Regions from separate parts of the Homo sapiens genome. Here region 2 is linked to region 1. Evidence: read pairs that join two places in POLR2A ChIA-PET (ENCODE). Cell type or tissue: OCI-LY7. All regions are shown on one strand. Each heading gives the region's core, and the rest is flanking DNA. Links, peaks and the distances in the headings are about the cores only.

Region 1 (2,823 bases), core at 111-2,610:
GGAAGAAATAAAAATATGCATAGGAAAATATTAGAAAGAATTTATGCCAAAACGATTATTTTTGCATAATGGTTTTAATTTTTTGTTTTCTTTTTCTTTTTTTTTTTTTTTTTTTTTTTTTTGAGACAGAGTCTCGCTCTGTTGCCCAGGCTGGAGTGCAGTGGCGCAATCTCGGCTCACTGCAAGCTCCGCCTCCAGGGTTCATGCCATTCTCCTGCCTCAGCCTCCCGAGTAGCTGGGACTACAGGCTCCTGCCACCATGCCCAGCTAATTTTTTATATTTTTTAGTAGAGACGGGGTTTCACCGTGTTAGCCAGGATGGTCTCGATCTCCTGACCTCGTGATCTGCCCTCCTCTGCCTCCCAAAGTGCTGGGATTACAGGCGTGAGCCACCAGGCCCGGCCTAATTTTTTGTTTTCTTAAGAATTTAATATTTCCAAAATATATGTTTGTATAATAAAAATATTAATAATTATAAAACAGCATGAAGACAAAAGAAAAAACATTTTTATAACAAGTGTAAAGGAAAAATCATGGGCGCTAGAAATACAGAAGATAAGAGCAGAAACTCAGAAATGGGGATAGGTGTGAACACGAGAATAGTCAGAACTCTGTGTGAGTTCTTTCATTCCCCCAACTTGTGACAGACATCTCACAATGACAAACAATGAGATGTAAACATATATTTGTTGAATTTTGTGGCTATTCCAGAGAGAAGCTTGAGGATTTGGTGCTTAGGTTAAGTAACAAAACTTAAATTATAATATAGGACTCTGAAAGGAAATGGTTGAAATGTTAATATGTTTATTTTGCAGTTCAAGCTAGAGTGTGTGTGCTACACAGCCTGTACAGAGGGTTTCCCAGATTCCAGAAGTAAAATGCCCAAAGTAAAATTAGTCGAGGTTCTATTTGATTCTCCATGAGAAAGGGAAAATGTATCCCTGTCAATGTATCCCAAAGTATTCATTGTTCGTGTATTTCCTTCTCAATCTCTTAAGCCCCATGATCTTGCAACCTCCACAAGTCTCCACTTACCAGTCCAACCTATGTCTATTTCCTAATCCACCGAGACCCCACATCTCCTAATCATACGCTGCCTGTGAGTTTTCTTTTTCATATTAGGTAAAAGTGTATGGATGGTGGAGGTAATGCCTAATGTACCACCTACATTAGAAACAGTTTCACTAGGAACACAGACTATTTTCTATCACTCTAAGTACCTAGCATAGTATTGAGCTCCAAATAGTTGTTGAATGAATATATATTTTTTTAACTCAGAAGGAATTACCTAAAAAGGAAAGTACAGAGCATAAATCTGAAAAAAAAAAAAAAAAAAAAAAAAGACAAAACTTGGTCAGGCAAAGAATCCTAGCTCACTGGTTTTGTTTTTTTTTTTTTTTTTTGGCTACAGGGAAGGAGTGAATCATAGATTAAGCAGCATCATCGATGATTCTGTTTGTGAACAGGATGGCATAAAATCAGATGGAACAAGTATGTATGTGTTTCTTCAGGATTGTTCTGTTTTCTTACGGTTTGTAGAAAATGATTTTTTTTCATAAAACTCTTGTATGTGTTTCAGTGAAGATGAGCACAGATATAACAGATTCTACATTGGGGAGCTTCGAGGCTTTGGGAGGAGAAACATCTAAAGGAGTCTTGTAAGCCTTCTTACTCTGCTTTCGCAAGTGTTTCAACTTCATTTTTCTTGTTTATTTCATAAATCTACGTATTTCAGTTACAATGAAGTCACTTTGCTCTTTTTTTGCAGTAGAGCTAGCATAACTGATTTTAAATTCTTCACTGATTCTAATAATGCCTGCATTAGAAACAGTTTCACTAGGAACACAAATTCTCGTATGACTAGTAATCCAAAATCACTTGCTCTCTCATGAAACCCTTCTCCCTCATTAATTTCCTGTGCTTTCTGTAGGGAAAAGTTCCACCTGAAGTAGGGTTATGATATTGACCTTACACTCTTTTGGAAATTATTTTAAAGCACTTCTTTAGTAGAATCTTTTAGGCATGAATGAGAAAAGCTGTTTTCCACGACATGTGTAAGTTTTGGGTATTAAGGAGAGTGATTCTGCCTCTGCTTTATTTTATCTTTGCCACTTCAGGTTTATCCGTAAAGAAAAGTGGTGTGGGCTGGGCGCGGTGCCTCACGCCTGTAATCCCAGCACTTGGGGAGGCCGAGGCGGATGGATCACTTGAAGTCAGAAGTTTGAGACCAGCCTGGCCCACATGGTGAAATGCTGTCTCTACCAAAAATACAAAAATTAGCCGGGCATGGTGGCACGTGCCCATAATCCCAGCTACTTGGGAGGCTGAGACACGAGAATGGCTTGAACCCGGAAGGTGGAGATTGCAGTGAGCTGATATCGTGCCATTGTGCTCTAGCCTGGGCGACAGAGCGAGACTCCATCTCAAAAAAAAAAAAGAAAAGTGGAGTGGGAACTATGTTCTCAACCTGAGCCCCGGGATAAGATAGCAAAAAAGAAAAAGAGACCTGGGGCTCCATGAAACACACAGTCCAGAATCTTAAAGGATTTGTGAACTGATATCATGGCAAATGATGCTCATAAACATTGACAAGTTATACAAAACATTAGGAAAGATGAGTACTGAATTGTGAGCTTCAGACTACAATGATAAGACTCTAGGAACTGTTTCCTAGGTAAACCTGCCGAGATCCCTTCGCTGAAAGAATATAGGCTGGGCACAGAGGCTCATGCCTGTAATCCCAGCACTTTGGGAGGCTGAAGCGGGCAGATCACTTGAGATCAGGAGTTCAAGACCAGCCTGGCCAACATGGTGAAACCCCAT
Region 2 (2,823 bases), core at 80-2,579, 70 kb after region 1:
TTTATTGTTCATTCATTCATTTGCTCACTCATTTATTCATCAAAAGTCAATTGGAAACAAGCTAAATATTTCTCAGTAGAGGACTGCTTAAATAAATGAATGCATTAATAAATGAAGTTGAATAAAACGGTGGTATCTATCCTAACGATATGTTCTAATCAGGTGAAGAAACAGATAATCACTGAATAATTAGAGTGTGCTTAGTGCTTTGAAAGAAAAAATGCTTGAGATGGCAGGCCAGAAAACATGTCACGGAGGAAGTACCATGTTAATGGCATTGAAAGTTTTACAGTTGCATGGTAAAGCTCTATAAACATAAGGAGAGCTGGAAATGATTAGAGAAAAGAGTTAAATTCCTTCCTTAAAGAGAAAATTCATTAGGCCCAGAGTGGTGGCTCATGCCTGTAATCCCAGCACTTTGAGAGATCGAGGTGGAAGGATTGCTTGAGCCTAAGAGTTTAAGGCCAGCCTGGATAACATAGGGAGACCCTGTTTCTACAAAATATAAAAACAAATCTGCCGGGTATGGTGGTGCTTGACTGTTGTCTCAGTTATATAGGAGGGCAAGGCAGACAGATCACTTGAGCCCAGGAGTTTGAGGCTGCAGTGAGCAATGAGCATGCCACTGCACTCCAACCTGAGCAACAGAGCAAGACCCTGTCTCAAAAAGAAAAAAAAGAGAGAGAGAGAGAAGACTCATTTCCACTTCTATGAATTAATAATCATTAAAGAGTAACTACAGGTCTAATTTCATGATTCTTCAAGGGTCTTGCTTATGTCTTGCTTATGTCTTGCTATGTTGTATGCATGGAGGGGTGTGTGTGTGTGTGTGTGTGTGTGTGTATTATTGTTTTTTTCTTCTCAATATACAAGCATTGTTCTAGTTAAGCATTTGGTTGCAAGAAACAGAGACCCATGCAAGCTAACTCAAGTTAAGAGGAGGCCATGGCACAGACTTGGGGCAAAAAAGTAGATGAAAATTTTTCAGCATTTCATTCTAAAGATAGTGAAATGATTGGATTTGTGATTTGGAACAATGACATGATGTCATTCGTTTCCTTTGTTATCCAGAGGCGATTGATTCCAAGAACCCCACAGATACCAAAATCAGAGAATGCTCAAGTCTCTTATATAAAAATTGCATAGTATTTGCATATAACCTAATGAAACGGGAGAGTTCCCTGATTCCCCTTGCAGGACATGCAGCAGTGGTGTGTCTCACCTGCTTAGTCACCCCATAGTTCAAGCCCCTAGGGGGAACATGCAGACCAGCAGCTGCAGAGGCCAGGGCAAGCGCTTTTGGGCTCTGCCCCCTGGCAGCATCTAGGGGTCAGTGTCTGTGATTCCCAAAGTCCAAGTGAGTGTGTGTTACAAAGCTCTTTCAGATTTGCCATCTGCAGACAGCTTGTGTGTTAATTAGCTCAATGGACCCTCAGCCTTATCACAAGGGCAGAGGGCCAGTGTGACAGCTTTCTGTATCCTGAGCTGTCGCTCAGTGTCCCAAAAGAATCAGATCACACGTGAGCTGGAAGGATGAGTGCAAGGTTTTACTGAGTGGTGGAGGTGGCTCTCAGTAAGATGGATGCGGAGCCAGAAGGGGGGATGGAGTGGGAAGGTGGTATGGAATGGGAAGGGGGTATTCCCCTGGAGTCAGGCTGCCCAGAGGCCATACTCTTCTCCAACTGCCCCAGGCTAAACTCCCCTTGGCATCCAGACATCCCCCCTCTTCTCTCTTTCTCTGCCATGTCATTCCACTATTGTCAGTCTGCCAGTCTGCTGGTCTGCCAGTGTTGTGTGCTCACTTCAGCTGCTTGTGTTGTGTGCCCACTAAGGTCTCGGGTTTATGTTGGCACAGGATGAGGGGCATGGTAGGCCAGAGTGGTCTTGGAAAATACAACATTCAGACACAAAAACAGGAGTGCCTGTTCTCACTTAGGTCTGCAGGCACAGGCCTGAGGGTGGAGCCCTCACTGGGGACCCCGCCTTTCTCTATCCAGCACTTCCCTGCCCACCTCCCATATCACTAACACATCCTCTTATATACTTTAAATCATCTCTAGACTGCTTATGATACCTAATACAGTATAAATGCTATGTAAATAGTTATAATGACAAGAAAGGAAATCTGCGTGTGTTCAGTACAGATACAACCATTGTAGGCCTAACTACATTTTTTTTAGTTAAATCCATAGATGCAAACCCACAAATACAGAGGGCCAGCTGTATAGGTAGGATATAGTGTTGGCTAGCACATATGCTGAAAATGGTTGCTCCTAGTAAAAAATGAACAGAAGAAAACTCAAGTCCTTTACTCTTTCATAGTAGAATCTTCTGAGAGAATAAAATTCCTTCTCATCTCAAAAAAAATATAGACATAAAGACACTTTTTAAAATAATGGATCAATTTGCCATTGGAAGTTGTGGGACTGGTTAGGATACTATGGCAATAATTCAGATGAGATGAAGGTAGTATGAATTTAGTGAAGGTGGAGAAAAGGAGATAAATTTGAGAAATATTTAGGGGTAGAATTCACAGAGGATGATGACATGTCACGGGTATGGGAAACGGTAGATACCCAGGCTTATGGCTTAACCTACCGAATGAATAGAATAACATGACAGTAGGGAAGGAGGAAGGAGAGTAGAATTTGTGGGGTAAAATAAGATCAGTTTGAGACAAGTCAAATTTCAGGCTGATCTGAGACATTGATAGTCGGTAAGGAGATTTTATATACGGCTGCATACCCATATTCATAAACTCACCTGTGCGGTTTTTGAAAGCTGACATATATTTGTGAATTATCAGCAAAAATCCAAGTGTGT

The links. Peaks named below come from ENCODE experiments on the same cell type or tissue, not always from the same donor. Only the 100,000 strongest peaks of a DNase experiment are listed, where the experiment ranks them.
Region 2: POLR2A ChIA-PET joins it to region 1 with 5 read pairs; 7 of 35 experiments call an interaction of 5 or more read pairs at or near these places.

What each region holds. Positions count from the first base shown.
Region 1 is chr12:25,013,771-25,016,593 of GRCh38, forward strand. It overlaps a transcript of IRAG2 not described here. Among named protein-coding and RNA genes, the nearest start is that of LINC02909, 18 kb to the left of the region's middle. In OCI-LY7, for the core only: no CTCF peak of the experiment used is centred there; no DNase peak of the experiment used is centred there; H3K27ac peaks cover 718 bases.
Region 2 is chr12:25,083,726-25,086,548 of GRCh38, forward strand. The region is part of intron 10 of IRAG2 (inositol 1,4,5-triphosphate receptor associated 2); the gene reads left to right. Among named protein-coding and RNA genes, the nearest start is that of IRAG2, 32 kb to the left of the region's middle. In OCI-LY7, for the core only: no CTCF peak of the experiment used is centred there; no DNase peak of the experiment used is centred there.